4 separate regions of the Homo sapiens genome follow, and regions 2, 3 and 4 are each linked to region 1. The links are chromatin loops, found by intact Hi-C in ENCODE. Cell type or tissue: B cell. All regions are shown on one strand. Region 1 has its middle 31 kb from the start of KLHL14. Region 2 overlaps LOC105372058 (a long non-coding RNA gene). Region 3 overlaps LOC105372058 (a long non-coding RNA gene). Region 4 holds the start of LOC107985186 (a long non-coding RNA gene).

The links. A loop is a pair of places that touch in the nucleus more often than their neighbours do. Peaks named below come from ENCODE experiments on the same cell type or tissue, not always from the same donor. Only the 100,000 strongest peaks of a DNase experiment are listed, where the experiment ranks them.
Region 2: a loop joins it to region 1, with 9 times the contacts of the local background. A loop is called at or near these places in 2 of 110 quality-filtered maps.
Region 3: a loop joins it to region 1, with 3 times the contacts of the local background. A loop is called at or near these places in 3 of 110 quality-filtered maps.
Region 4: it touches region 1 in a loop (5-fold over the local background); 2 of 110 quality-filtered maps call a loop at or near these places.

What each region holds. Positions count from the first base shown.
Region 1 is chr18:32,800,341-32,808,340 of GRCh38, reverse strand. No RefSeq gene overlaps it. Among named protein-coding and RNA genes, the nearest start is that of KLHL14, 31 kb to the right of the region's middle. In B cell, no CTCF peak of the experiment used is centred here; DNase peaks (open chromatin) are centred at 3,420, 3,990 and 4,630; H3K4me3 peaks cover 1,419 bases; H3K27ac peaks cover 3,310 bases.
Region 2 is chr18:32,881,573-32,889,572 of GRCh38, reverse strand. LOC105372058 (a long non-coding RNA gene) reads right to left here. Exons shown (of 10, transcript XR_935361.2): 4 at 1,812-1,871. Among named protein-coding and RNA genes, the nearest start is that of KLHL14, 110 kb to the right of the region's middle. RefSeq lists an enhancer at 1,499-2,698. In B cell, no CTCF peak of the experiment used is centred here; DNase peaks (open chromatin) are centred at 4,832 and 7,108; H3K27ac peaks cover 4,164 bases.
Region 3 is chr18:32,864,342-32,872,341 of GRCh38, reverse strand. It overlaps LOC105372058 (a long non-coding RNA gene), which reads right to left. Exons shown (of 10, transcript XR_935361.2): 3 at 6,245-6,355. Among named protein-coding and RNA genes, the nearest start is that of KLHL14, 95 kb to the right of the region's middle. In B cell, no CTCF peak of the experiment used is centred here; DNase peaks (open chromatin) are centred at 2,837, 3,701 and 4,811; H3K4me3 peaks cover 2,381 bases; H3K27ac peaks cover 4,432 bases.
Region 4 is chr18:32,916,995-32,924,994 of GRCh38, reverse strand. LOC107985186 (a long non-coding RNA gene) reads right to left here and starts at 5,592. Exons shown (of 3, transcript XR_001753401.1): 1 at 5,417-5,592; 2 at 3,371-3,406. In B cell, CTCF peaks have their summits at 4,800 and 4,999; DNase peaks (open chromatin) are centred at 1,814, 5,004 and 6,034; H3K27ac peaks cover 1,061 bases.

The DNA of each region.
Region 1 (8,000 bases):
AAAAAGAGTCACGGTTCCTGATAATGGACAGTATAGTCTACAAGAAAAGCATCTGTCCCCATTTTCTTTTGTCCTCATTTTTCAAATAGAGACTTTACTGAGCTTTTGTACTCTTAGTTCAGCATTGCAAACACACTGATTTCTTCCTTGTCAGCCTGTACATGAAAATTAAGTCAACATATATATGAGATAGGTGGTTCTTGCCAAAAAGTAACTGCAGTATATGATATGAGATTGTTACCTAAAGTCCTTGCCAAGGTTTTGTGTTATTGAAACCTGAAAGTTCACTTAATCAGAAGTACTTCTTGGTAGAGCAACATGGGTCAGTAGGTGAAGCAATGGCATGGAAAGGACTCTGGGAACATGAATTTTAATTTGGTTCTGCCACTGACTGTGACCTTGATCAAGTCCTCAGACTTGTATCTCAGTTTCCCTGTGGTAGAAGCAGGAGGACACTTACGGCAACATTGGTTGAGTGTTGCCATGCTGTTTCCTTCACACCTGGAGACGACAAGTTAGCACCCCAATATCTGTTTTGTGTATGCTGAAACTGAGCTACTAAAAAAAAATCTAAGCATATTTTTAGATTCATATAGTGAATTAAAAGCCACCCAAAAGTTAGAACTGAGGATCTCTGACTCTCTATTCTCTTAATAAAATGTTTGGCAGTGTTTAATATGAATTCGGGTTTTAGTGCTTCAATCCCCATCTCCTTGCTACTACTGTCTTTCACAGATTGGCTCTATTCTCATTGTTTCCCATCCTGTAGTGAAAGAAATACATATATATATACACACACACATATATGCTGCCCTTTAAAGCCATATTTTTGCCATATCATTTAAGGATGACACAGCTAAGTGAAACAAAACATGTGTCGAGGCCCTACTATGAGCCAGACACTGTGCTAGGCACAAAAGGCATACAACAATATAGTTAATCAGAGCTCATAGTCATTGAGGGTTTACTACATGCCATGTTCTTTGTGTGGATTTTCCTTTTTATTCTCAAAGCAACTCCTATGGGGTGACAAACAGCAAGTCCACTTTACTTGGACTTGCTGTTTGATGATAAAACTACTTCTCAGAGTGGTTAAACATCTTTCCCAAGATCACACAGCCAGTAAGTGGAGGAAGCTGAAATTTTACCCAGCTCTTCTGACTCCAGAGTCCATATTCTTAACTACTAACTTACTCTGCCTTCCAAAGATGAATACGATTAGATAGAACCTCCTGTGAAGAGGTTCATGGATGAATGGAGGAGAAAGATTCATAAATAACTGCTATGGAAGTACAGAGAAATGCGCAATTAAATTTGTGCAGAGCTGGAGCAAATGAATGTGTGAGAAGGTATTGCAAAGAAGGCAACATATGAATTTGAAGGAGAGAAATGAGGGATTAGAGATAGGCATTCCAGAGGCAACAGCGTGGGGCAGAAATACTGTAAATCTGTAAGATGTGTTGGGGAAGGAATTACGAGTAGCAGAGTGTGGCTTGAGCATAGTACATTGGCTCCTTCTTTCCTAGGCTTTCAGTGGCTGCAAGAACCTCACCACTCTGCCTTCCTAACACCTATGGAGCAGGGAGAAATTACAACTCCACATCAACCCCCTGGGAACATAAGCAGGTCTCTACAGCTCCACTATCCCCCAGCTTAAAGCATGAAATTTTGAGATAACCTCAGTTAATCTGTAGATGAAGTAATTTTCTCTAATCACGGAACCAGCACAGACTGATGGTAGCTTTCAGGACCATGGCCTCCTTGTCCCCCTTCATTTAAGTTGATCCCACACTCCACGTGACACCAACCTATAGACAACCCCAACAAATGAGTTAGGGTTCAGAAACGGGTGTGAAGAATGCTACTGAAGATCAGACAATGGCCTAAGTAGAAAGAATCAAAATGCAAGCATACATGGCAAAAAAAAAATCCATTCAAAAACTTTTCAAGAGCCTATAGTGATCCAGGCTCAGGTCTATGCTAGAAAGCAACAATATTCCCTCTATTTGATGTTATTTTAGCATTTAAATAAAGTGTAATGGAAGCACATTTTGAAGAGGGAAGAAAACTGACTTTTTTTCTTTATAATGGCATCCATTAGTTTCTGCCTCAACTTTCCACTTATAAGTGGAAGATTGGATTCATCTAATCCAAGTTAAAGTTTTGTCAATTACAACTCACAGGGAGTAGTTAAAATAGGAATTAAGGTAAAATATATTCTGGTCTATTCCACAGTTGAGCATCTACTTGGTCTAAGTCCTGACCTCTTACGTTGTTCCCACATACCTGAAAGAAAACATTATTCACTTGATTTACATATAGAAAATTCAAGGAGTCATATAGGAATTTATTTTTGCATGACTTGATGGTAGTGACAATGTAAAATATTTGCTCGGTGATAAGTCATACTTAGAATAAGATAGAGAAGGATTTAGACTTACCATCCCTAGACATCCAGTCTCCTGGTGTTTCAATCCATGTTACTAGATGGACACCTTTGAATGAAATCTTAGAAATATTTTCTATAGGAGTTTAAGTGTATTTTTACATGAGCTTGTGTTATTGCTGCCTATAAGGCCTAATCAACAAAACAAGCAAAGAAAAGATTGAGTGACTTGGTTTAAAAAAAATCAGTGGGGAGGCAGGTGCAGTGGCTCAGGCTTGTAATTCCAACACTTTGGGAGGCCAAGTAGAGAGGATAACCCGAGGCCAGGAGTTTAACACCAGACCGGGCAACATAGGGAAACCCTATCTCTACAAAAAATACAAAAATCAGCCTGGCATGGTGGTGCACACCTGTAGTCCCAGCTACTTGGGAGGCTAGGGCCAGACAGTTATGTAAGCCTGGAAGTTCGAGATTACAGTGAGCTATGATCGCACCACTCCAGCCTAGGAGACAGTAAGACTTTGTCTCGGGGAAAAAAAAAAAAATCAATGGAAATAGCCAAGCTGTTAACTTTACATGTTAAATAAATTAACATATTATTTGCATTCTGAAAGGGATTTTGGATAAAAATTCCTGAATAAAAAATCCGAGTTTATAATAATTATTGTGATAGTAGTAGTGTCTAAAATGAATAATTTTTCATCTATTATTCTTAAAAGTTGAGTATTTTGCACTCTGAGATATGTATCGTCATCCTCACTTTACACTTGAAGTAACTATGTCTTTGAGAGGTTAAGTGCCTTACCCAGGTTCATACAGCTTATAAGTAGCATTACACGGACTCAAACTCAAATCTACAAATACTAAAGAGTGAGCATCAGTACTATATTTTATTGCCTAAAAATAAAGTGGCAGATTTAATCCCTAGGGAATATATAAACTCAGAAATCCAGATTTGCAGACAGCTTGCAAATGCTATATTTTAATGTTCTCACAAAATACCCTTCATCTAATCCAAAAACTATCCACTTGTGGACTCAGACAGACATGGGCATCCCTGCAACCTGCTCTGGCCTTAGTTCAGAGCCATGTGAAGGGCTGAGAGCCTCAGGACCACTCAGCATCAAACTCATGTCTGCTGTTTACATCCTATGCTTGTTATTCAGATCTTTTGAATAGCTTCTAATCTCTTGTTGTTGAAGGGTTTTGACCTGGACTCGTGACCCCATGTTTCAAAAAAACTTTTTTTCGCCTCCTGACCTTGTAGTTTCCGCAATCCTAACCTCAGTATCTGATCCCTGATGCCTGTCTCCCTGGATTCTGGACCTCTTACTTGCTAATCTCTCCCTCAGCTGACCTCTCTGGAATTAATCAGTGATCCACCTGCCAGTACCTTTTATGCCTAACCAACAAACCCCCAGTCCTGGCCTCTTTGGCTTTATCTCTGGTCCATTGTCTCCCAAACCCTGTTAGAATATGCTTTGAAGAAATGGTCTGATTTTCAAAGATACAAAATCAGTTTGAAACTTTGTAATACATGACCCTCGAAAATAAGCCTAGATACAAACTCCCAAACTGAAGACATTTAGTATGCTGACTACTTGTCAACAGACCATAACATCAGTCATGAGTCAAAAGAGGAAGGTGAGCAGGAAGGGGGACAGATATCAAGGAGCCACTTGAATGATAAAGTATTTTCAAAAACACAATTATCTATGTCTGGCTTATCTATTCTACTAAATTATAATTCCTTAAAAGCAAAGACTTGAATTTTTTCCATTTTAGATTCCACGCAATGTCCGTATGGTGCCTGGTACTAGCTAGGCACCATATTATTGAATTAATGAATATAGCAATTGATTAGTGTTTAATGAATTGGCTACAGCCAATTGTTGTTCAGGCATATTTACAAAAAAAAATCTTTCAAGGTTTTTCTGGACAGATTAAAGTGAATTACAACTCAAGGGAAAAGTAAAAGAAAACAAAACACTCCACTCTCTAACATATATTTGAGAACAAATGGAAAATAACACTGGGACTTTGAAAATGAGGAGCATGGCCCTGAGGATTTCAAAATGGACTGCCTTCCTTCTGCTGGAACAACGGCACCACACAACTGAACAAACAGCCAAGGGGCCATGTTCTATCCTGCAGCCCCCACATGTTTGCATTAGTGAGGTAAGCAGCTCAAAGGGGAACTTAAAAGAAGACTTGTATTGTTCATGGAGCCTTTCAAGCGTAGTAAGGGTGGAATTCCATCTGTTCAGTTCAGTTTGGTTCACTGAGCTGGTTCACTCGTAATGGTTCACTGAGTTGTGACACCTAGTAGAAATTACAACCAATGTTTTTAAAAACCTTTATGTTATCATTTGTGAAACTGTGTGGCTTGATCACTTTAAAGTTTTCATCTCCTTGTGTTTTTGATCTGTTTCCAGGATACCTCTTTCCTGGTCTTTAAAAAAAAAAAAAGTGAAAAACTAGCACTGAAAATACCACTAAAAAGAGGAATATATTTGTTGAGCTCTGTTTTGCATACTGGCTTAATTTGTGCACGATTTCAGACAAACACAGAAGTTACAAAGCTTTCACTCCGGGTTTGCATTCACCTTGTCTCCCAACCATGAGCTCTTTATGCACAGAAAGAGCCATGAATGGCTAACACTCTTTGCAGCAGCTTAGCAGATACTCTGCCTTGAGGAACAGGTAGAATTCCACACTACTCGCTTGAATGACTCACTGAACAATACCAAGTTATTAAGTTTTTCAGGACCAAGATGGTGATGGGGGAGGGCACTCCATTTGACATCTGCCCAGTGGCATCTTACAAAAAGTCTCTGTGCTTGCACGGAACTTTGCAGGAGGCCAAGTACCGATCAGCAATGATTATGATCTCAGCCAGATAATCATTTTCACTTACCTGGAGGAGAAGAAACAAAGTGGTAAAATGTGACAATGATGTAAAGTGATGGATGGTTATTTGCAGTGCATTTTGCAAACAGCACATTGGGTATGATGAAGGAGGACCTTTGTATGAAGTTCAACAAATAACAAAAGACATTCCCACTATACTTTGAGTAACCTGCCTCAAAGGTGCCAGATCTATTTCTCACAGGGTGAAGGAAGCGTGCAACCTATTCAGAGAAAAAAAAAAAACAGAGAGAGGAATGCTTAAGAAGGTTTTCCACTGCATGCACTGGAGATCTGAAAAGAATGAAAGTAAATCTGTAAAGCAGAAATCTAAGGAAGAAGGAAATGCAGAAAGGCCGACCACATCAGGCACCTAGTCCAGTTGGTTATGCCATAATCATTGATACCATGGTATTTTTGTCTCATCTCGTATCATGTGCTTCAATTCACTCCAAAAAGTAGCTCCAGCATTTTCCTCTGACCATTGCTCAGTAATGAAGGAGTATGTAATGCAAACGCACGGACAATCTCTGGGTCTTAACAGTAAGAAGCTTCCTGTTGGAAATCTCATTGGGTTAGGTAAAAGGATCTTGATTTATTTGCCAATGAAGGATAGAAAACAATTCAAAATTATTTAAGTGATACTTTTGCCACTGCTTACTTCCTGTACATCTCTGGAATTATGATATTTATTCATCAGCTCAATTTACCATACTATCATCCTGAGACCGTTCCTTTGAACTGTGTCCTTGCCTTTCTTCAACATCCCTCCAGGTATCGTATCATCACGGCCACATCAAAGCAGGTAGGGTAACAAATGTTCACTGAATTAAAAAAAAAATCTGATGTGTGCTTTACTTTTCTAAGTTCTACTTGTATTGCAGGTGAAATTCCTTCCTCTGGATTTTTTGGCTGTTGCTTGTCGAATGTTTTCGTCCTGGCTGTGTCCATTTGCATTTGTCTCAGACTCTAACTCTCTTAACTATCCTCATCTTCCATCACAGTGACTGCATAGCTCATCTTCAACATTTAGTAAGATAGGTGAACAGTGTCATCACTATTAATATTGAGAGCATTTGATAGTCTTGGTCTTAATCCCTTTTAGCATATTTTCTCCTTTACTAATCTTTCTTTCTAAAGCTTCTCATTTTCAAGAGGTAAACTCTATTGATCAAATTAGTTCTTATCAGCTGAAAACTAGGTGACCTGTGAAGCAACTAGTAGATTAACTCTATCCTTTTTACTTTTCTTCTTTTAAAAGAAAAAAAAGTTATGAAATGCTTTGCATGTGAATTACACCAAGAAAGAGTAAGCACCAGAAAAAAATACTGTAATAACACCTGAATTTTTATTAAAATCTATAATAGGAGGAAATGTTTCTTTCCAGTAATGAATATAAAAATAAAAAAATAAAAACAACCTATATACTAAGAATAATAATAGTTACATGCTTCTGAGGACTCTCTGGAAAGTGTAGATTAGATATTTATGTGTCTGTGGGTTAAATCTTTGTTTGACTATTTCAGAAGCTAACCTGGGTGGCATGTAGAAAATCACAGCATGATTAAAGATTGCTGGCATGCTTTACAAAAAGAGAAGAAAAAAAAAAAGAGGAAGGTCAAGCCTCACTAACTTCTTGGAATTTCTAGAAGACACAACTGACCGTGGAGACCAGAAGAATAGAATGAACACTCTTATTCTTTGAATGTTTTGTTGTTGTTATTGTTGTTGTTGTTGTTAAGGAAGCTTTTTGATAGTGGTCTGTGTTAAATACTACAAAAAGTTTTAAAACAGGTAAGCTACTCCAAAGGGAAAGGTTAGAAAATGCCCAGATGTTTCCTGAAAAAATGGTTTCATTTGCTCACGCAAAAGGTATTGAATGTAAGAATGTATGTGCAAACTTCTCAAATAAAAAAAGAAAATAGGCACTTACTGGACACCTACTATGTTCTAGGGATGTCACATGCTCACTCTCATTGAATCTTCACTCAGCCCTGGAAGGTGGATATGATTGTCCTCATTTACTACATGAGGAAATTGATGGTCAATGAGATTAAGTAGATTGCCTCCAGTCACCCAGCTGGTAACTGAGTCGGGGAACAGGGATTCAAACTCAGGTCTAGCTGGCACCAACCTTTGTGCTCTTGCTGCTGCACCACATGGGCTTCTGGAGAAGCTAATGGTGGTGTCTCCAGCCCTTGAATTCTCCAGCTCTCCTCCTCCACAGGACAGCCTCTGTTTCTGAATCACCTTGAAATCACTGCCTTCCAGCAGCCTCTGCTTCCAGATACCTAACTAAGCAGATCCTGGTTTCTTCCTTCACATAAGGTACAAATGTTCTATTTCCACTTTGTAGGTATTTGGATTTCCCTGAAGTTTTCAGCCTTAAACTGAAGGGATTTTGTTCTAAGAGGAAATTCTGGCATCTACAGGGAATGAAGGGAAGAGAGGCTTTCCTGCTCCTTGTGACTTACTCCTGGCTCTGCACAAGACCCCTTCTGTGCATGTATAACTTTAAATATGTATGTGCAGTGTGCCATGCAGAGTTCAGGAACATCTTTTGGCTAACTAGCTGACATTTTGGCTCTTAATAAAAATGGACAGAGCCTGGGGGAGTCAATTACAAAAAGAGTACTGAGCTAGAAACTTGCTGGGAAGGAAGAGAAAAAAAAAAAAGAATATAGTGGCTAGAATTGAAGAAAAAGTG
Region 2 (8,000 bases), 81 kb before region 1:
ATCTCCGATTTTATTCCACTAGCCAACCCAAAGAACAATAAAATAGTTTCTTAAAGGAGCACACACACTAGTGAGATTCCTGATTCTACCAGCCTGCAAATTATTTGAAGGTAATGTAACTCAGGTAAAATAATCTTTTCTGCCTACTTCTAACAAATATGCTCTACTTCAACTCTTAGAAAAATCTGGACATGGGGACTGGAGGAAATTAAATACACACTCAAGTGTACAATTAAGTACACTTGTTTTTAATGGATGGGTAGAAAAGGGACGAAGACATGTTATGACAGCTGCATTTCAGGGATAGTTACCTAAAACTTGGTGGATCACAAGAAAAATTCCCTTCTCCTTGTAGCCAGACACTGTAATGGGGTACTTTATTTTATCTTTTTATTTGTATAAATGTGTGGGTTACTAGTGCCATTTTGTTACAGGCATAGATTGGGTAGTGGTCAAGTCAAGGTTTTTAGAGTACCCATTTCCTGAATACCATACCTTGTACCCACTAAGTCATTTCTCATCATCCACCCACCTCTCACCTCCTCACCCTGCTAAGCTTCCATTTTCTATCAGTCTACTCTGTATGTCCATGTGTACACATTTTTTTTAGCATTGAATAGGGTATTTTATGGAGACTTAAAAAGATATAGAAAGTCCAGCATACCTCTAGGAACGTATTTTTTTTTTCCTGGTACCCTGGATATCCCTGAAAAATCATCAATCTAGGTCATAATATTTTTAGTTGTTTATTATTCATGAAACAATGCTATGTATTTATAATTTTACATAACACCTTTGTTGGATAAAGTTCAAAGAGCCTAAACAGTTTATGGGCCTAGCATCTTAGGGCAGTAAGGGAAACAGACATGACCACCCCTCTTTGAAAGGCAGGGGCCACTGCTAAATCAGAAACCTGAAATCCAGACCTTTGCTACCTGCCCTTGAACTGAAAGTAAGCATATACCCCAGGGTAATTATTTACTTTTATTTTCCCTCTCAAAAGTCCCAGTTTAAACAATAAATAATATGGTCACCCTTTCCAGAGCCTATTGCAGTTTGACCACCAAGGTTTTCCTCCTGTGCCACTCTGAAAACTGCTGATGGCCAAGTTCTGTAATGCTGCTGAGGTATCCACCCCCTCGCTAGAATGGACCTCTTTGCTTCAGGACTATTCCCACTGCTTAACAAATGCACATTATTACCCCTAATAAACTTCCCGAGACTTGTCAGCTTTTATGGAGTGATAAAGCCTTTCTTTGAAACACCTACCTTGCCTTTTAGTTAGGAGCAAAAGAAAACATGTTCCCCTGGTAAACACATCTCCTCTAAGATGGCAAACGAGAAACTGCCCCTGCTTCCCCCTCCCCCACCTATATTTTTTTTTTTTTACCCTTGCAGCATTTAGAAAACTCTGTCCAAGAATATTACTCTATGAAGAAAAAAAAAACATCATTTCAAAATTATTAAAATCTCTGTGGGAATTCATGATTAATTTTAAGGCCTGGCAGATTAAAATACATTATTATGTACACTCTAGTGCATCCTTTCAGATATTTTCAGAATCTGATTTTGCTCTCTTGATACACACCAATGACTCTACATGTATCTAGTAGATTGCAAGGAATAGATTAGCATTAAAGAGGCAGTATTGTGTTGTTAGGTTGTTATATGTAACTTGTGCTCATACATTAAGAAAAATGTACCTGGCATTCCCCCGGACATGACCAGGCCTCTTAAAAAAAGAGAGTGAGTGAGAGCATGGTGACTACTTGGTGACAATACAGTTGTGGCAGCAGTTCTGAAATTCTGACCTTTGGGGTATTCACTGATGTTTTTATCCAGTTCCCAGGCAGAAGACGAACCACAGCGGCCTGCCAGAAAATGGAATACAGGCATTTATTTTCAGAAGCTATCAAATTTTCTACTTCCTAATCGGTAAAGAGCTGTCCTTTTGGCTTTTTTTTTTTTTTTTCCAAGGAAGTCACAATTGCAGCTGCAGAGACAGGGATAAACCTACAGCTTCTTTTTCTTTGTTGAAGACAAAGAGTAAAATCAATGAAAAGCAAATCAACAAAAACCTGTATAAACCTTACCATGTTTCACTTTGAGGAGTCCAAATACAATGACAAGGAAACTAGCTTGCCTCTTCCTCCAGGATATGACACTTCCACTCTTGATGACCTTCCTCTGTTTATAACCTTGAATAAGTAGCATGATTCTTGGTATTTAGATGGGTATCTGCCATTCAAGAGTGAAGCTGCCCACTTCCACATAAGATATTCTGTGACATGATTTTATTGTTAACAAATATTACTCATAGAAACAAAAATAGAGGATTCTGACCCAGTTAAGGGCTCTGTAGAGCTTTTGGCATAATAATAGATAAGAGTGGTTTTTTTGACTGAGCACGGTGGCTCATGCCTGTAATCCCAGCACTTTGCGAGGCTGAGGCAGACAGATCACCTGAGGTCAGGAGTTTGAGACCAGCCTGGCCAACATGGCAAAACCCCGTCTCTACTAAAAAATACAAAAATTAGCTGGGGATGGAGGCACACACCTGTAATTCCAGCTACTCCGGAGGCTGAGGCAGGAGAATCACTTGAACCTGGGAGGCGGAGGTTGCAGTGAGCTGAGATTGCACCACTGCACTCCAGCCTGGGCAACAGAGTGACACTCCATCTCAAAAGAAAAGAAAAAAAAAGATGAGTGCTTTTTTATCTCAAAGCTAATACATGACAATATATACATAACACTAATTTACATTTTTCCCTTTAGATGATGGAACCAAATGCACACAAGAGTTGACCTTAAACTACAAGACGAAGTGGGCAAATCAGATGTTGCGGTTCTCCTGTTTACCTACTCCAATTTCCCTTGCCAGATACTTGCTCTAATTACCTTCCTTCTCCACTTGCAATTTTACAAAATATTTGTGTTTTTAAAAAATCCTTCATGTGGGGCTGGGCGCGGTGGCTCATGCCTGTAATCCCAACACTTTGGGAGGCCGAGGCAGGAAGATCACCTGAGGCCAGGAGTTCGAGACCAGCCTGGCTAACATGGTGAAACCTGTCTCTACTGAAAATACAAAAATTAGCTGGCTGTGGTGGCATACCATGTAATCCCAGCTACTCAGGAGGGTGAGGCAGGAAAACCACTGGAGCCTGGGAGGCGATTGAGCTGAGATTGCACCATTGCACTCCAGCCTGGGTAGCAGAGCAAGACTCCATCTAAAAAAAAAAAAAAAAAAAAAAAAAACAAAACTTTTCATGCGTGGATCTGCTCCCAACATGTTGACGTTTACTAGATGCTATCAGATTAATCCTATTTCAATATGGGGTACCTTCCCTTCCCCTCAACTTTCTCTACAGCTTCCCACTCTCGCTCTCCCTTGTCCATCCATTCCACCACTATTTGCCCGCTTTCAATTGCTGGTCTTGCTCAAACTTTTTCTTTACTGTTCTTTTGTCCTCTCCCTCTTCATTTGTTTTATACTTAGCCTAGACAGTTTACAAGTGAAAGAGATAAAAGAAGAAGGGGCTATTCAGAGAAAAGAGGCCTAAATACTGCAGAGGCCCTGCTTGTGTTTACTGCTGGTGTGTTGTGATCCTCCCCTCACTGGATTTTCCTATTTTAATGGCCTTCCAGAAAAAAAATAGTGTGTGTGGGGCCTGGGGAATTAGTGTACTTATTAAGGGCTCCTGCAACCAATCATAGCCATTCCACTTTGAAATTATCATTATATATGTATGCATGTACACACTCTCACACACACAAACATTTTTGTTCCCTATTCTAAAACCCATTTCAGGCAGTTAGGTGTTCAACCTAGCATTCTGGGAAATTGACAATATGGAAGAAGATGCAGGGGTGATAGTGACCCCATCTAATTTCCAGTTTTCAAATAGCAGGCTTCATCTGCAGTTGGGCCTCCAGGTTGCCATTCAGCCCTGAAAGACCAAGAGTATCTTCTGGTTTTTTCATCCTGTCCTCTGAGATTTCACATTCACATACAATCCTTACAAATAACATATTAACATAGTTTCCATGTGATGTTTAAATAATTTTCAGCTATATTTAGAAGAAAAGATAGAATCTTAAGCAACTGACCCAATAGAGGAAAGGGTATCATGGCAGACGTATGACTGAGTTCTTTGAATAAGTGGGACCTTGTATCAGTCCATTCCTGCATTGCCATAAAGAAATAACTGAGATTGAGTAATTTATAAAGATGAGAGGTTTCATTGGCTCATGGTTCTGCAGGCTGTATAGGAAGCATAATGCCGGCATCCTCTTAGCTTCTTTGGAGGCCTCAGGAGACTTTCAATCATGGCAGAAGGCAACGGGGAAGCAGGCACATCTTACATGGTCAGAGCAGGAGCAAGAGACAGGGAGAGGGAGGTGCTACACACTTTTAAATAACCAGATCTTGTGAGAACTCTATCACGAGAACAGTACTAGGGGGTACGGTGCTAAACAATTCATGAGAAACTGCCCCCATGATCCAATCACCTCCCACCAGGCGCCCCCTCCCAGCATTGGGGATTACATGTCAACATAAGATTTGGGCAGGGACACAGATCCAAACCATATCAGACCTTGAGTAGACATCGCTTGAAATTTAACCAATGAGAAAATTGGCAGAAATAACTAACATCAGAGGTATTCATCAGGTCGTCTCAGCTTCACAAATCAGTTGAGATTAGAACCATCTCTCAAATTTGAAACAAGAATTCAGTGAGAAGTTCATTAGGCAACTTGCAATGCTGAGTAGAGAGGGGCTTTCCCTCCACCAGCCCCTGTGGGAACACAGGCTGTGGTAGAACAGCTCTCAAGGAGAAAATACCCTACTGCAGGGTGAGTCTAGGCTTGGGTAATAGCCCAGAAAGCAAGTGCAGAAGTGAGACTTTGCCTAAAGACAGGCCCTGCTCGATGCTAATCACTGACTATTCCAAAGCAAGAATAGACTTTCTAAGTTTCTGTTACAATGAAAAATGTAAAGAAGAAAGTTTTATTGCCTTTACATAAAATAAATTATCAATAAATATTTGATGGTATTTAATAAATGCACATGTATGAATATGTATACATAGAGATGATAGGTAGATGCATAGACAAACATATAGATAAATTAAAGTAAATGTGTGTGTGGTGTGTGTATGAGAGAGATTGAGAAAGAGAGGAACAGAGAACGAAAGTTTTCAATTCATGGTAGTATCACTCCTTTCCATCCCATCCATAATCTTCACCTCCAGAAGGATCACATATAAACCATGTAAAATTAAAATTAAAATAGGATAATCAAATTTAATACAATAACAATACACTTACATACACATACAATACACTTACAATAAACTTATGATCATTTTTACAAAATAATGGGACAACATGATATAAGGGAAGAAGCAAGCACAGTTTCTGAAAGTTAAACAGACCTGAGTTTACATTCTCTCTCTACCACTTGCTTACTACATGACTTGGGGCAAATTACTCAGCCTTCCTGAGACTTAGTTTCCACATCTGACAAACTAGAATAAAACTTATTTTTCATGGTTACTGTGAAATTTAACACATATTACTATAAATATCTAGCATACCAGGGTTTCAATGCATTTTAGCTGGCTTCCATTTCCTTCATTTGTTGATGGCATACAGCACAATAGAGGGTCTCCCTGAAAGAATAGGGGAAGAGGACAGGTTCCAGCTGCAGAAGTTAAATGAAGTCTAGAGCCAGAAGGGCTAATCCTGGGCCCACAGGCAAGGAAAATATTAGGAAATAAATTTTGAAAAGACCAAGAGTTCCACCAGCCATAGGAGTTCGTCTGAGGTGAGCAGTACACATTGCTGGATCCAGCATCCATGCCAGCCATGACTGAGCAAAAAGACTTCAAGGTTTTGTCCCAGGAGATAAGGTCAAAAGAGCCAATCTGCAAAGATCTACCAAGTACTACATGTTAACCATGTACACTTTCCCAAGTTCTTTAAATAAGTGAATACTGACCATATACCAAGGAAAAAATGCAGTCTTTATCCTGGTTTTACAGGTAAGAAGACAGAGGCATAAAGAGGCTAAATAATTCAACTAAAGTTACCGGCCCAGTAAGTTGAGGAGCCGGGATTCAAATCCAAGTAGCCTGGTTCTAGAATCTGTTCTCTTAGCCACTGGTGAATGGTTTTGAATGCTGGAGTCTAGTGTTTGTTTGTTTTTAATGAGACTATATGTAAAGAAGAGAGAAAGATAGAGCAGGTTTATTCTAACCTCAGGACTAGTAGTAATAGTGATAACAACCACTGCACATTACTTGAAATGTACCAGATGCTGGTGCTGAGCACTTTACATATCACTGAATCCTCTCAACAACCCATGCTCTACTCACTACAACTCTCCACTTATTTTTGTTGAGGGAACTGAGCTCATAAAAGTTAAAGGTATCAGCATTAAATGAGATATATCTATGTCTTCATATTTCCTGGTTTGAGTTGTTTCAGCACCTGACTTGAGACAGTTGGTGTATTGGTGGCAGACCCCATTATCTGAAGAGCCAAGAGAAGACTGTTGAAACTGAGAGGGGACAAAATTACTGGGGACAGCCATGATTGCTGTGTTGCCCTTCCTTCTTGTGGCAGGTTCACTCACCAGGAACTCCTCAAATCATACAGTCAAGTGCCTGTGAGATGCCATGATGGATTAGGCCACTCACCTAACTTCAGGGCATCCCTGAACACACATGCAGTCACACACACTCACTCACACACACACACACACCTCCTTCACTATTGGCCCCTAACTCTTATGATTTAAATTCAGTAATATAATGTAGGACTAAAGTGGAGGGCAACAATTTTGGTCCCCTATTTGCCATAGAGTGTCACTTTTCACAGTAGCATTAGATAATAGATAATAGTTCATGCAATAGGCTCAGGCCATGATGAGTTTAAGTTCAAATATATTAAGATTTCAACTTATGGTCAGGGATAAAACCCTACCTTGATTTTCTAAAACATCACAGTGGAAGGGACACCAAATTCTAATTGTCCTACAATATTAATTCCCCTTTGTATTGGAGGCGGCTTAGCCAGCAGATTCGGGCAGACCTCTGAGTAGGAAAAAGAAGAAGAAAGAAGTAATCACTGGTGCATGAATTGAGGGAACTCAGCCATTTATAAAAGGATTCCATAGTCAACATGTAAAAGGGTTTCTTTGTAAATTTCCCACTCATTTTTTTTTCCTTCCCTTGATGCAAGATTTTTTCATTTTAAATAGTGGGGAAGCTGTAGAAAAGAATTATTAAAATCAAGAAGAAAGTAAATAAAGCGAAAAGCAATTCATTTGGTCATTGCCTAAAGAATTGTAAGTGAGGTGTCTATAACTCAACATCTTGTGCTGAAGAATTTCTTAATTAATTCCTTCTTTGATTAAGCAAATATTTACTAAGAAGGTACAAAGATAGGAATAGGAGATACAGTGTAAACAAAATGAGATGATGTCTTTGGCTTTATAGAGTTTTTATTTTACTGATAGAGAACACCAATAAACAAGTATATGTTCAAACAAACATATTCATAAATATTAAGAAGGAAAGTAACAGAAATGGGAATAACACCCTAGAACTATATTAAACTGGTAGCTGGAGTAGAAAACAGATTGAAACAAAAACATAAAAAAGCAGATATTACCATCCAATTAAATATATTTTTAACAAGTATTCAACACTGCACTAGGCATGAATACATTCCTGTTTTTGATTGCTACACAGCCTGGATGGGAAAATAGAAAGAAAGATGGATACGTCATTGCAATACCCTGCAACAACTGCTCCAATGGAGGTGCCATGGTGGGGAAGAGGATGGATGGGTTGAGTAATTAAAGTCTTCAACAGAGGGGGCTTTAGAGCCAATCCCTGAAGGATGAGCAAAAAACTCAACAATTGATAATGAGTTTGTAAAGACCCTTGGAATAATGTGGTAAAAAGATACACATATCTGCTAAGGAGATTATT
Region 3 (8,000 bases), 64 kb before region 1:
ACAGTTCACTGCAGCCTTGAACTCCTAGGCTCAAGCAATTCTCCCACATCAGCCTCCTGAGTAGAAAATACCAATATTTTAAGTTCTAGTAAAGCTTTGAAAATTCCAAAGAGACAGAACATGTGGCTAGCATATTCTTTCCTACTAGCCCCCACTCTTTCTCTCCTGTTTCCTTCCCTCTTCTCTGCCCCACAGTTTTGACTCTTCTTTATTAACTACTCAGCCTTTCCCTAATCTTTAAGGAAGTACTGATTCTAGATCATGCCCAACAAATGCTACCGCCAGCATGCCTATAGAGAGAGGAACTGGCATCTCCAAGGAGACAGAAAGAAGGGGACAAAATAAATAAGTGTCCAGAAGATGAACGTGCAACAGCTGAGGATGTGAATGCCAATGAGGGGTTGAGAAGGACTTTTCTCTTCCTGCCTCCTCCCCTCACCTCAACACTGTCCCCCTTATAGAACCCATCAAAAGCCGTCAGAAAAAGAGAAGAAAGGGACAAGTAAAACATCTGGCAGTTCCCATGAGCAGGGAGGTGGGACCGCTTGGAGTCACAGTGGGCCTTCCTCTTCATGGCGTGGGGCTGTCACAGACCTGCCACAGACAAAGCTGAGACTGCTTCCATACCCGAGAAGGTGGTAAGCTTTATAGAGGTGGGCTCTGCATGTTTAGCATATCAGCACATCCTCTATGTTGAGTTTCATAGTGTTCAGGAATATGGGTTGGAATGTCTTTGGGCCCAGGAAGCATAGGGATGTGGCAGGTACCTGCAAGGGCAATGGCTCCAGGACAATAGGTGAGAAGACACAGTCACTCCCATTGTTTCACGGGGCTCTGGAAAATCTGCACTCAGATTCAGACCATGGCTTGGACTCACATCTAGTGGATTGCCCCACGTCTTCATTATATGCCCAGCACATAATACATCACATTACCAGCAACAACAGCCCCCCAAAAGCATCACAGTATGAAAGTGGAAAAGCATTTTTTAGGCTTTTACTACTTAGAAGTGCTTGCTCCAGACCAGGATTAACATGGATTACTGGGCGGAGTGGGAACGTGTGTGTGAGAGTGACTGCTTCATGTAAGAGAAGTAAGGGGCTGTAAGAGCGTTCTTTTTGCCAGCACTAAATTCTCCCCCAGCGGCTTACTCACTGCACCTGCTAGGTCTCCAGCATGGTCTCTCGGGGTTCCTTAACCCTGAGTGCCATTAGAAGCAAGTAGGGAGCTTATAAAATGAAAACAAAAACAAAAAACAGATGCCTGTGCCCCGCTACAAACCAACTGGATATCAAGATCCCTGGGAATCTGGTCCAGGCATTATTTTGCCCCCTTAAATGCCTCCAAAGTGATTTTAACATGCCGCCAGGGTGGAGAGCCCCTCATAATCTCAAGAACAAATCCTGAGTGGTACAACTGCTGATGAGTAATCAGGAGCAGACTGATTTCTGTTTCGACAGCAATTGGAAACACTGGCTGCAACATCACTCTTCTAACAGCAAACTCCAAACTACCACAGCAAGACTCCAAAGTACCTTGGCCAGCAATTCACATCAAAACCCATGTAATGGCCACCTATGCCTTCTCTTCTCCTGGAGTAAGCAAAGACAGGGCTTCTAAGGAACAGAGATGTAAGGGATGCTTTCACTCTGAAACAAAAGAATGAACATACTCATGAGACATCTCCCTGATTTTTTTATAAACACAGAAAGCAATTACTTAGTTTCTATCTAAGAAAAAACTTTTTCATCAGTCAGGATGCCAAGCTTGGCTCCACAACTTAGGCTGTGACATGGACATGAGACATGGCCTCTCAGAATTGATTTCCTGGCCTCTAAAGGTGGCACAGGGATACCCACCTACAGGTACAGTGCAGTGACTTAGGGTGCAAAGTTGAGATCTTTGCCCTACTTCAGTACAAACCTAAGATAAAATTAAGGCTAACACCTCGCCTCAAGAAACCTCCAATTTCAATAGAAACCAACAAAAATTAATGAAATATGTAAGCCAACCAAAAAGTCATTGACTTTCACTTAATTGCCAAAATGATTGCAGAAACAATATTTGGTGAGTGAATTCAGAGAAGGATGAGTACAACTCATTTCAGGCTCCTAACAATGTGAGAACATTTGCAGAGAAGGATGGATTGGCTGAGTTCTAAAGATTAGACAGGATTTGGGTTTGCTGAGAAGAGAGAGGAGGGCTTTACTGTTAAAGGAACCCTAAGAATCAATGCAAAGGGCTATTATTGAGTAAAAGACCTATTTTCCTCTGTTCATTCTTTATTCCCTGATAAATTATTCTGGAACAGCCTCCTCTCAGCTGCATGTTCTCTTCCTTCAACAAAATCCGATGTCTTGCCATATTCTTCTTCACATCACTGTTCTTTTTACTTGGCCTACCTGGGTCACCCCTAAAGCGAACCAGCCAGGCCTCAGTATATGGCAATGGTTTGTGTGAGAAGCAATCAGATGGTGTTGTTCTTTGCCCCTCAAGGGCAGTTTCAGGCACTTCTTTTGGGAGGAGGTGTCATGCCCATGCCTTTGTACTCCAGATCACTGTCTTAGCACAGGGGATTTCAGCCCTTTGTAATTTCCTACGTACCCTCAGCAGCCAACAGTGGCATGCCGCTTCACAAAACAGTGATGGTGATCCATCTCTTGAATTTGTAATCCCTCTATATTTTGTCACTGATTGTGAAGAGCTTTGTGATGCAAAATATACAATATAAAATGATTTGGGAATGAATACAGCTTTTGCACTCGCCTGAGGATTTCTTTCTTCTAGCCCTTCCTTCTTCCTCATTTTATACAGATGAGAAACTAAAAACTGGAGCAAGACCTTCCCTTTTTTGTATTCTAGCAGCTTAGAATAAAGTAAACAAAGCCCACCTCTCAGTCAGGCCAAACCTAGACACTCCCTTTCCAAGGGTCGAAGGTGATAAAACTCAAGGTGTGCTTTGCAGAGCCAAGAACTTCTCTCCTTGAAATGTCAACCCCTGTGCACAACAAGGAAATTTTAGCCCATTATGTTTCTGATTCATTTGCACTTAACTCATCAAGATATTGTTTTGTATGAGCTGTTTGATGTCTGAAGCACCTCATGAGCCTTTTTACGACCCTTTTATTTGAGAAGCTGGGAATTATGCCTAGCCAAGAATAAACAGAACTCAAAGCTTCGAACTCAGCTCAAAACATAGAACCCTTACTTAGGCAATGGCTAAATAGTCTGCTCTTTCTGAGTTTTGCCGTGTTTAATTGGAAAAAGACTCAGAGGAGTATAAGACAAGGAAAAACCAACAATGATTTGAAAATGCTTTGCTTCAGTCCTGGTAGATGCTGTCATTTGGTCTATATTAATTAGCATGGAAAAATATATCATCTTTTGGATCCAGCCTGTTTGTGAAAGCTATAAACATAAGACTATTTTGAAGTGAGAGACAGTGATAAGCAGATTTCATTTTGTTGTTGTTTCCTGAGCAGCGGTTCTTAATCAGATGAATGAACTTGTTTGTACTAGTTAACTTTGCTGGAGTTTAGGAGTTGTATTTAAAACAGATTTTATCCTACAGTGATATTAATTTGATAGGATCCCTGATCTGTAAACCATTGGTTATCTTGGTCTCTCCTGATAAGGAAAAAAAGTGCCGAGGATTTCCAGTTGGTGAGCACATTTGGGCAGAATCTTTCACACGTCACAAATTGCAGATGGGAGGCAGTGATCTCGAACATGCAGTCACATTGCGTGACCATCTGACACCTTCCATTTAGAAAAATAATACTTTCCTCCCAGCATACGCTCCCTGCTGCAACCAGCACCAAAAATTATGCCTGGGAGAGCCGTTCCTCCTAGACCAGGGTCTTAAATATTTCTTAGGCGCCTTTTAAAAGATTCATACTGCAGCAGCACCTAGCTCACACCCTAGTCACCTATAGAAAAATCCCAAAAAGGCAGCTTCTCAATGATGCTGCTGATAACAAAAACATCCACAAAGAACAAAAGGGGTGGGGGTGGGGGAACTGGAAGGAGACAGGAAAATTACACTAGACGCAGTTGTAAGGTGATTTATTCTTGTCTTCTGTGTGATTCGAGCATATTCACGTTAAAGTCAACGGACTTCTTTGTCGGCTCATTTCTAAGCTGCTTCACAGTGGCATAGAATTTCGCAGTCCCCAGGAGGGGGACCGGAGTCCCTGGGATTGTATATAACTTGCTCATCCACCAGTGTTCTGCACTAACCCATGCTCATTTAAGACAAGGAAGAGCATCTCTGCCTCGCCTCCTCTCCTGTACATTTAATGACCCCTGGCAACAGCAACGGCAGTGATTTCCAGCAGACATGTTCAAGCGGAGAGATTTTTAACCAGAAATTCAGAATTCTGATAGCATGTCCAAATGGGCAAAGCTTATTTGCTGTTTAACAAAAGCCATGGCAAATTCGTATCCAATCTCTATACATACGTACACACACATACAAACACACACACACATAAGGTTGCATGACACTGTGTGCACATGCACAAACACACGTACACAAAATGTGACTGACTTTCCCTGTTTCTTTGTCCCAGAGTGAAACTAAACACACTTCTGTGACCTGCTAGGTTGTCAATATCCACCTTAAAAGAATGAAGAGGGCCTGAATAGCTGCGGTCCTAGGAGAACAGACTCAAAACTGTTTCCTTAGAATCCTTTGCGGATATGGGGTAGGGGGAAGGGGTGTTTTCTCCATGATCATAGAACAGAGGTGGTTAAAACACTCAACCACCTGCTTTTAAAAAATATATTACCTTCTTCTCATTTTCACACTGCCCTAGGTTTCGGGGGACTTCCCAATAGCAGCACGTGAATAATTTTAGGGTTGTATATATCAGGATCTCATCGCAATGTTAAAAAAAGAAAGAACCTTTTTTAAAAATAAAAAACAATGTGGCATTTACAGGATTGACACCCTATTCTCTTTTCTTATAGAAAAGAAGTGCAGACGGCTTGATAATTCCTCTAATAATAACACAATCCTTTCCTTTCATAAGGAAGGGAAACTGCTTGAAAAGCTGCCACATCAGAAGGGTAGGCAAGAGGGTTTGTTCTCAAGAAAGCTTGAGTGTCAACTCCAGTAGGAATTCACTTATTTTCCTGAAGCTCTTTAAAAACATCAGAGCAATAGTCATTTGTAAAATCAACTCCACTTCTTTACCTATGGGACAAGAACAGCAAGGGGAGGACTTTAAAAAGAAAAAAAAATGAACAAGAACATGCTGCTTTGACCAGGGTTGCTCCAAAAGCATTCATCGCTCTCTAGGTATTTGTGCAAATATTTTAGTCTGTTGTTGTTTTCTCCAGATCTTTGACTGATAAGACCTATAAGGATAATACCTTTTGTCTTATGAGCTGTCTCTTTCTGTCTCTGTATCTACATGTACATGAATATTAAAATATACATATATATGTTTGTGGACATGCAAGAAATTTAATCAGGCTATCATGTGAAATATCAAATTATAAAGCTTCCTCCTAGTACAAGCTGTCCATAGGATCCACACATGCCATGCTTTGGTAATAGGGTTGAATAGTGCTTACCTGCCCAATGGTTTCTTTAGGTATCACTTATAGGTGTAACCCCAATCCACTTATCTCCCAGATACCTATTCATCTTTATACCATAACTTTAACCTCATCACTAACTCAATGACAAGGTACATTGTATTACCCAGATAAACTAAGCAAATGAAATGCCTGATTCCTAAAAGCTCCAGATTATTAAGGAAGTAACAGCTTGGGCCTGAACTATTGTCTGTGTTGTCCAGATAACAGCTAATTTGATATTGAGCTTGGGAGATCTATTATAACTGGGAAATAATCATGAAAACTTATGATTATTGAGCAGTTTTCATAGGCCACACATGGTTTTAAATAATTTTAATGTGTTTAAGGAAGGCACTATTATCTACCTTAATTTACACATAGAAATGAAGTAATTACTCAAGATAGCATGGCTAATGAGAAGTAGGGTCACTATCTGAACACTGGCAGACCAACTCTACTCCCCATACTCTCCATCTCTACGTAATGTAAGCTGCTTCCTTGTGACTTTTGCTTTAGGGATCCTCAGCTTTCAGTACCTGGAAGGGCTGCCTTTCCAGGTACAATTCTAATCAGAAGTAAACGACATGGGACAGCAGATATTTCTTACACTAGTTGGAGGGAGGTGGCAGTATATTTGGGCTAGATTAAAAACTATTACCTTAATGAGAAAAGCATGTTGTGCTGAGAATGATAGAGCAGAAGAATGGAAGAAATCTTGGTTCTAATGGCATCACTCACCCAAATCTGAAGGCTCTCACTCTCTGAGTATCTAGATATGAGACAAAATAAGTGTCCTTATTATCACTCCGATTTTTTTGTTGTGTTGTACTATTGAACTATTAAATGTGAAGTTGTACAGCCCATTGAATACTAGAGAAAATACATTAGCATCATCAATGTAATATTTGTTAATTCCCCCATAAAGAGGTGTCAATATTTTTGCCTAGTCGTGTTAAGTGGTAAAAGAAGTTATATATCAGAGATTTTAACCACAAGAAAAAATAAAATATGAAATAAATGTTAATGGGTACATTTATAGTTAGAAAACTTAATGCTATCCTTAGATTCACTATGTTATGTGTATCCTAAACTATAAAATTTGGTTTGTGTGACTCAAAATTCATCAAAATATTCCAGCAATAAATCTTGAGAAGAGGAGTAGAAAAAAGTAACATTTATACAGGAATTACTATTGGATGCATTTGCTAAATCAGAGATGAAATATCTTAACCAATCTGTAATGTCTTTCTCAAAATTAAAAAAGATAACTAATGTAGACTAAAAAAAGAAATGTAGACTAATTACTTGTCAAATTTTATTTTTAATTGCAACCCTTTTGTGGTAGCTTTTACAACAGACCCATACAACATTCTTTAGCCTTCTCTTTAATTTCTTCAAAGACAGTCAAGCACAAATCTCTTAGTATTAAATTGAATAGATGGCAAACAGAAACTTTGGCTGGATACTTTGCTGCTTCTTCTGTGGTAAGAAAAGGGAACATTCACTAGCATTCATTCAACAAATATGTATATAGAGTGCCTACTATGTGACAGACGCTGATCTAGGGACACAACAGTAAATGCAACAAAAAAACTGCCTGCCCTTTGGAGCACACATTCTAGTGGAAGGAATGCAGACAATTATCAAACAAAAATAAGTAACAGAAGTGACATAATGAGTGATATAAAGGAAAATAAAGTGGAAAGGGATGGAGAGTTTGTGATTTTAGATGGTCATGAGCAATGGCACATAGATAATGACCTGAGGGAGGTCAGGTGTCAAGCCTTGTGAATGGCTAAGAAAAGGGTATTCCCAGTAGAAGGAAAGAGCAAATGCAAAGGCCCTGAGGCCATAGCATACATGACATTTTCAAGAATCAGCAAGGAGGCCACTGGAGCAGAATGAGCAAGGGAGAGAGCTGGTAGCTGGAAGTGAGGTCCTTGAAAAAAGGGGGAGAAACTGGGGAGGGCAACCCTCAAAGTCTTTTGAGATAAACTTGACTCTGACTCTTAGTGTGTTTGCACAAAAACACACACTTTCTGAGTCAGTATTCTGCTCCCCTCTCAACTATCAACTACATATAACTAATCAACTAAATACAAATTCTTAGCTAAAAATTTTGTGCCATTCCTTTTCACATATCATCTTCATGTAGAGCTCTAGTTTGAAAAGGTTTTTATATGCTTTATCTCAAGTGGGCCACGGTTAACATCCATATTTTACATGCAAGAAAACTAAGTCTCAGAGGCACTGTTTTAGTATGTGTGTGCTGCTATAACAAAATACCTGAGCCTGGGTAATTTATAAACAATATAAATTTATTTCCTCACAGCCTGGAGGCTGGGAAGTCCAAGATTAAGACACCTGTAGGTTCCATTATCTGGTGAGGGATGCATCCTCTGGAGAGAGAACTC
Region 4 (8,000 bases), 120 kb before region 1:
GTAACAGCCATCATGGAAAAACTTATAGAGGTTTCTCAAAAAATTGAAAACAGAACTACCATATGCCAGCAATCCTACTTCTGGAGACATATCCAAACACAATGAAATTAGTATCTCAAAGAGATATCTGCATGCCTATGTTCATTGCAGCATTATTCACAACAGCCAAGATATGAAATCAACTGAAGTATACATCAATGGATGAATGGATAAAGACAATGTGAGATATGGATGTAGATATATAACGGAATGTTATTCAGCCAGAAGAAAGAAGATAATCCTGCCATTTGCAACAATATGGCTAAACCCGAAGGACATAATGCTAAGTGAAATAAGCCAGACACAGGAAGATAAATACTGTGTGACCTCACTTATGTGTAGAATCTAAAAAAGTTGAATTCATAGAAACAGAGAGTGGAATGATGGTTGCCAGGGGCTGAGGGGTGGGAGAAATGGGGAGATGTTGGTCAAAGGGTACAAACTGTCAGTTATAAGATAAGCAAGTTCTGGGAATCTAACGTATAGCATAGGTGATGATTGATGTGTTAATTAATTTGATTGTAATAATCATCACACGATTCATACATATTTTAAATCATCACATTGTATACCTTGAATATAAACAATGTTTGCCAATAAATTTTTGAAGGCGAAAAAATAAAATTGAAGATAAAATATTTTTTAAAGTAAATAACTAAAAAACCAAAAACATAAGAGAACAAATGAATGAATGCTGTAATCATCCAGGATAAGGGGACAAATTGGACCTAATTATCAAATTAGAATAATTCAAGGAAGGTTTATTTACAAAGCACTGAATGCAAAGTCATGAGTAGGCTGTAGAGGAGCCATAAGGGATAGTGCAGAAATCCTGGGCCAATAGGAGTAGAGCTATTGCCACTCCTATACCTAAAGGATGAAGGAGGAAGAAGCATGAAGGTCCATTGATGTAATCTGTACAGGTCAGCTCCCAAGGCAGGGAGCGGGCAATAGAATGGTAGAGCGTAGATCTGGAGGAATAAGCAGAGAATATTCAGTGCAATCAGCTATGAGCCAGGTCCCAAAGCAATGAGCTCTGGAAAAGGAATAATTGCCAAAGGAGCAGGCTCAGCTTCAAGCCATAGAAGGAGAACCTAAATAATTTGGTATAATAGGTAGGAAAAAAGATGTTTCTCACATGGTGTTTTCTGGAGCACAAGCACATGAAAATGTTAATAGTATGACCCCCCCAAAAAGTATCTACTCTCAAGTTTACCAAAGACTGATTTTCCAGCGGGTCAACGGGACGGATTTGATAACCTTCCTTTGAAGGCAACAAGGAGGTGTCATTGACCAATGAAAAGAATTTATAAAAAGGACCTGCATTGGTGTACTATTGACTGGTCATTTTGAAACTATGAACAAAACAAGTTCTTAAAACCTAACTTCTTAAGTCAATGCCAAAATGAGAATTTTGAACTAAAAAAGAACAGAACATGAGCATCTACTGTACTAGTATCCAAAATCGAATAGTCCCCTCTGGGCAAATTTACTATTATGATCTCATAGCAGACAGGCCGTGGCCTCTAATCTCTCAGCTCATGCCTTTTTTCTTTTGCTCACGTTAGTCTGGTGATAAATGATATAGAATTTCTCAGAGAGAGAGAAAATTATGCCCAATATAAAAAGTGGTTGAAAAAAGCTGATTACAGAGTCATTAGCCCCTGTGGGCTCATTTTATTGCTATAAAGTCATCATTCAAGTAGACATATATTTAGCTTCTGCGGCCTTCATTTGTGGTAAGCAAAATAACCTCAGACAGAAAAAAAAAGGGAGCCTAAGTTCAAACTTCCTATTTTTAGTGATGTGACAGCCAATTTACTAAATTAGAAAAGCCCAGAGCAGAAGCAGAGAAATGTCATCAGCTTATGTTCCTTGTGTGTGCTGTGTGCTGCTGAGAGCACATCTGTGGACAGGCTTAATCCTAGGTCACATATTCTATGAGAGGCACTTAAAATCCAACACATGACCAGAAGGTACCAAGGACAGTGAGAAACTTACACATCTTGATATATGAGAAGTAGTTGAAGAGACGAGACATAGCCTGGTAAACAGAGGCCTATATGAAACACACAGTCTTTTTTATTCCATTTAAGGGCTGGATAAGGGAGGTAGATTTATTATCCAGCTAGATCCAGTAACATGTGGACAAACACTTTCAATTGGCAATGAAACATTTGTTCATCCATTTATTCATCCATTCAATAAATATTTATTGAGCAACTATAATTTGTCATTTATTGCGCTAGGTTCTCAAAGTTAAAGGAGAATTTATTAGCAAACACTGTGATTTTAAAAAATCACGAGCTCCTTATCACCGGTGGGTTTGTAGCAGATACTGGATGACTATCTGTGAGTGGTATTATAGAAGGGAGAACTTCCGTCTCCCTGCGAATCACACTCTCTGATTTTTTTTTTTTTTTTTTTTTTTTTTTGAGGCTGAGTCTCGCTCTGTCACCCAGGCTGGAGTGCAGTGGCGAGATCTCGGCTCACTGCAAGCTCTGCCTCCCGGGTTCACGCCATTCTTCTGCCTCAGCCTCCTAGTAGCTGGGACTACAAGGCGCCCGCCACCATGCTCAGCTAATTTTTTTTTCTTTTTCTTTTTTTTTTTTTTGTACTTTTGAGATGGGGTTTCACCACGTTAGCCAGGATGGTCTTGATCTCCTGTCCTCGTGATCTGCCTGCCTCTCTGATTTTAATGTGCACAAGAATCACCCGAAGCTTGTGCAATTGTACATCCTAATGCAATAGATCTGGGCTGAAGCCTCAGATTTTGCATTGCCAAGTTCTCAGGTGATTCAAATTCTGCTGCTCCATGGGCCACACTTTGATTAGCGAGACACAGATCACTGCCTCTCCAGTATTCTATGATTTTAGTGGGAATTCTGTGTCATCTCAGATGCCTTCTCTTGCCTTTCAGATAAAGAAACAAAATTAGAAGACATTTTCTTGTCATATATCCATCAGTAAAAGTGATAGAGCATGCAGCTGGCTTGGAGTCCAGCTCTGCATCCCACCTTCCTACTACAGTCAGATTAAACACATTCAGAATATAAACTGCAAACCATGGGAAAAGGATGTGCAGTAGTGCCCCTTATCCATAGTTTCACCTTCGTCTGTTACGGTAACCCGCAGTCAACTGCAGTCCAAAAATGTTGAATGAAAAAGTCCAGAAGCAAACAATTCGTATTTAAATCATATTTAAATTTAAAAATAATTCATTTTAAATTGTGCACCATTCTGAGCAGCGTGATGAAATCTCTTACACCATCCCACACAGGACATGAATCATCCCTTTGTCCAGCATATCCATGCTTTCTAGGCTACCCACCTATGAGTCACTTAGCAGCTGTCTTGGTTAACAGACCTACAGATCAAAGAAGAAAAGTGAGTACAGAACAATAAAATATTTTGAGAGCGAGGAGACCACAATCGTATAACTTTTATGATGGTAGATGGTAATCGTTATATTATTGATGTTAATCTCTTCCTGTGTCTAACTTATAAATTAAACTTTATCATAGGTATGTATGTATAGGAAAAAAAACATAGTATATATAGGGTTCTGTACTATCTGCACTTTCAGGCATCTGCTGGGTGTCTTTGCAAGTATCCCCCTTGGATAAGGGAAGACTACTCTACCAGTGTCCGGTCCACTCTCCAAGTCTGAGTTCATAGCTCCCCTCCTTGGGCTTCCCTCAGACCTAATCTCGTCTTCTATCAGCACTTTGCATACTGCTCACTATCCAGTACTGACTTTGTTTTGTTTGCCCCACAAATGTGACATTTGGTGCTTTTTTCCCAGGTTCAACCTTAGAGTATTACAGCAATGACCTTAGTACCTGCCCTATTAATTGTCCCACTGTAAGGACTCAGGTCTCTCAGTAAACATCTTTACCCTTCAGTTCAGAGTCAATCTCCCTGAAACTGTTTTCTGCCACAAGGGTCATCCTGTCTTGTGCGGGGATTAGGCAAATAGAGGGTGTTGCAATGAATTTGTCATCTCAGGGAACCCAGAATACTCTCAGGTTTCCAGAAATTATTAGAAAGGCAGAGTTCATCCAGGATAATTTCTAGATACTGTCTATCTTTCTTCTTTAAGTAAAAGCTAAAAGGAGAATGTTGATAGAACTGATATTAGAGATTCATCTGCTAATAATAGTTGCAATCTCCAGAAAAACTGGGATTCCATTTAGTTTACCTTCTGAGGTAACTAAATGTTTACAAGCATAGAGACGTATTCTATTTTACAGGCAAAAGTTCCAAATCTTCTCTATCAAAAATCCATTCTTAGGTGTTTCTGTACAGTTTTGATAAATTTGACTACTAATTAAGTAAATTGAAAAAAAGACAGCAAGAAGACATATAATCATTGGAAGAAACTGGAGAGGTTTGAGTAAGTATAAGCAAATTCTTGACCCATTTTAAACAATATCACTCAATTTTTGCAACACATATTCAAGTTTAGCAACAAAGAGAGGTGAGCTGTTCCATCTCATATTTATGTTCACCATCTATAAACTCCCATAGAGTTTCTATTGGAAATTGCCCCCACTAATAACTTGATGAATTCTATTAATTCTATTAATTTGCCACATATTAGACTTCCTTCCCAGAAAAATTATAAACTTCTTACAGACAGGAAATATGTTTTTTCTTTTGCATTCTCTTCAGTGCTGTGTACCTACTAGGGACTTAAAGAATGTTTGTTGTTTGATTATTGAAGTTAATATAAATATTTTACCGGCAAAAATAATATTATACCTGTTTTCTATTTGGTAAGGAGTGAATCTGTTGCAACTGGTGCTAAGGAGGCAGGGAAACTGTAAACATGGCAGAGATCTCTTGGACTACTGTTTTGAATTCTAGAAAGAAGGGCGGGGCAGATATTCTCGGGGGTAGATGTGTCAACCCCCTGCCATTAGAGGGAGTAAGAGCAGAAGGAAACTGAGCAGGCCTTTACTGTCTCTCATTTCACCACATTGCCCCTGGTGGCCCACTGCTTCAGAACTACCATGATATCTACCTGTACCTAAGAACAAAATGATGTGAGGACACCTTGTTGCTAAGATATTCAGCCAAAAAGACAGGTGTGTGTTGCATGGACCATGTTTGTGTGGTGATAATTTGAAATACTTCATAATGAACAGCCATATGACTTCCTTTTTCTCTTTCCAGATATAAAGTTGTGCCACTCTCTTTCCCATATTCCTCTTCTCTGGCTCCTCAGTCATCACTAAGAGGTCTCTGCCTCTGTCTGGGTCCTGGGCTCTGTGATGGCTAATTTTATGTTTTACCTTGGCTGGGCCCTGGTGCTCAGATATTTGGTCAAATGTCATCTGGTGTTTCTGTAAGAGTGTTTTTGGGTAAGACTTACATTTAAATCAGTGGCCTTTGAGTAAAGCAGATTTATCTCCATTTTGTACGTGGGCCTCATCCAATCAGATGAAAGTCTGAAAAGACCAAAGACTGGCCTTCCCAGAGCAAGAGGGAATTCTCCAGCAATTGGCCCTGAGACTTGAACTGCAACATCAGGTCTTTCCTGGATCTCCAGCCTGCAAGCCTACCATGGAGATTTAGGACGTGTTAGCCTCCATAATCACATGAGCCAATTCCTTAAAATAAATCTCTCTTTATATGTATATACACTTCCTGTTGGTTCTGTTTCTCTGGAGAACCCTGATGAATGCAGCTTCTTTCACTGTGATATTTGGAAGTTGATTCTTTCTCACATGGCCACAACAGTCACAAAACATTAAAAGAAAAACCATCCAATGGAGAAGACTCTGACATAAAATTTGCCTGTCCCCAGTTTCTGAAAAGACTTAAGCACAGTGCCAACGAAGGAAGCAGCTGAATAAACTGGAGTTTTCTGTTTCTCTGACAGTACACTTCTCAAGCAGGACTCGGTAGTACATGAGTTAAACTTCCGCTTCATCCATCTGCCAGGACATAAAGGCTGTTCTGTTAAAGTTGGTAAGAAACGAAAGAGTGAAAGGAAAGACAGTTCAGTTGATAAGAGTGTCATGGAAAATAGCTGACGCTCTGTAAGTAAAGAAGATGGAACTGAAAAAGTGTGCAACAGCAATCAAATGTATCAGATCTTAACTACTACCTGAAAACAGGCATGACAGAAGCTGCAGCACTGGCATAGGAAAGCTAGAAGTTCATCAATGACTCTCTCTTACAGCATCCTATTCAAGTTTTTTTAACTTGATTTTTGTCCAGCACTAAATAGAAAGATCTGGAAGAGTAGTGTTTGTTCATGTTTACAGGCTGTCAAAGCAATCATTTTTCCGGGTGATCATACTCTCAAAAACCTTTTTTTCTCCCTTCAGGTAAAGATTATGATTGACTATAAAATAGCAATAGAGAAAAGATCAAATTCCAACCACTCCTTTTTTTCAATAAGAAAACTTGAGATTTCCTCTACCAAAATTGAAGTCTCCCCATAGTTTTTTTTTTAGTAGATCTTAGACTTTTGTCAGCAAGCCTATTCACAGTTTCAGAAACCATGAAATCCTTAGTCTTCCTACTGCTAAACTTTGAATTCATTTGTAGTTCAACACATCTGTTATTTTCTCCAGGCAGAAAAAAAAGGAAACCCACTGAAAACTCTGATTTATACTCCCAAGTGTCCTTAAATTCATCCTAATACCTCTCCTTCCCCACACCCTTTTTTTAAGTTTGTCTCACAAACAGTGATAAGCCCAAGGTTACATATTATACACAGTTTTCAAATCAATATTACCTTATATCACATTGCTGAGCAGTTTAGGGCTTTGCGGCTAGCTACCATGACAATAGATGCACAGCCTGGAACCAGTTTTAGTTAATTAGAGTCAATCAATCCAAACTTTGCTAACTTACTCATGTGAAACAATAGTATAATGAACCAAAGTCGGCAAGATGATTGGGAAACACAAATTATTACACCCTGATAAATTAAATGTGACTATTACAAAACCTTCTTTCTAAATGAATACTCAGGGAGGAAATATATGGGTATTTAATATAATTAAGAATCCAGGGAAAGTAAACTTAAAGCAGCTATTAAAGCTCCTCCTTTTTCTTTTTTAAGAAAGAAAATCACTCAGAGGTTGTCGAATGGGAAGATCTTGTGGCAACTTTATGAGTATTCATTTGGGAAAATATCTTCCAGTAGAACCCATGTGATCTGTAGGTGAAACAGAGGGAAAACAGGACATGCACTCTTGTGGGCTCTGGAACCATAGTGAGATGGGCATGCTAAGCTGGGGAAAGAATAAAATGAGAAGAGGTGGATGGGCTTGAGCTCCTGTGTTTGTGTGCATGCAGTGTCCAGAGCATGGGTTTATGTGACTAAGATGTCAACACTTTTGATCATTGTACAAAATTGAATAAAAGCATTTCCCCTGAATTCTGGAAAATCTGACATGCTCTATCTATTATTGGTATTTGTGGCACACATGCCTAGAGTTCAAGGCCTACGCAGACTAAGTAAAATAATTAGCCATTTAAAACAAAACCCAAGATTTACTCTCCCATGAGCCAAATTTAGCTGTTGTTTTAGCCCAAGATAACCTATGAATCCTATCAGAACTATTACTTTAAGTTAAAAAACTACGTTGATTGAACACAGTTAAATGGGAGATAAGGAAGCTCTCGCAGTGCATATTGACGTGAAGGTATAAGGCGTCCTATTTAGGAAATGAGTGATGGGAAGGGAAAAGGGTTTGGATAAGAAGCAGAGTGGGGTGGAGAAAGGAAGTTTGAAAAAATGCAGAAGGTTGAGCTTTAAAACAAGATTCTTATGCACCAGCTTAGGCTAAGGTCAGTTTTCTTATTTGCTCTTGGCAGTGAAACATGTTGCATAAAATAGCTTTGCAAGAGGCAGTGTTGAAAGAGCTCTGATGACCTGGATGGGGGTCCTCTTCCAGCCAGTCCCACCTGGCCTCTGTTTTTTTAACTGGGTGCTGAGA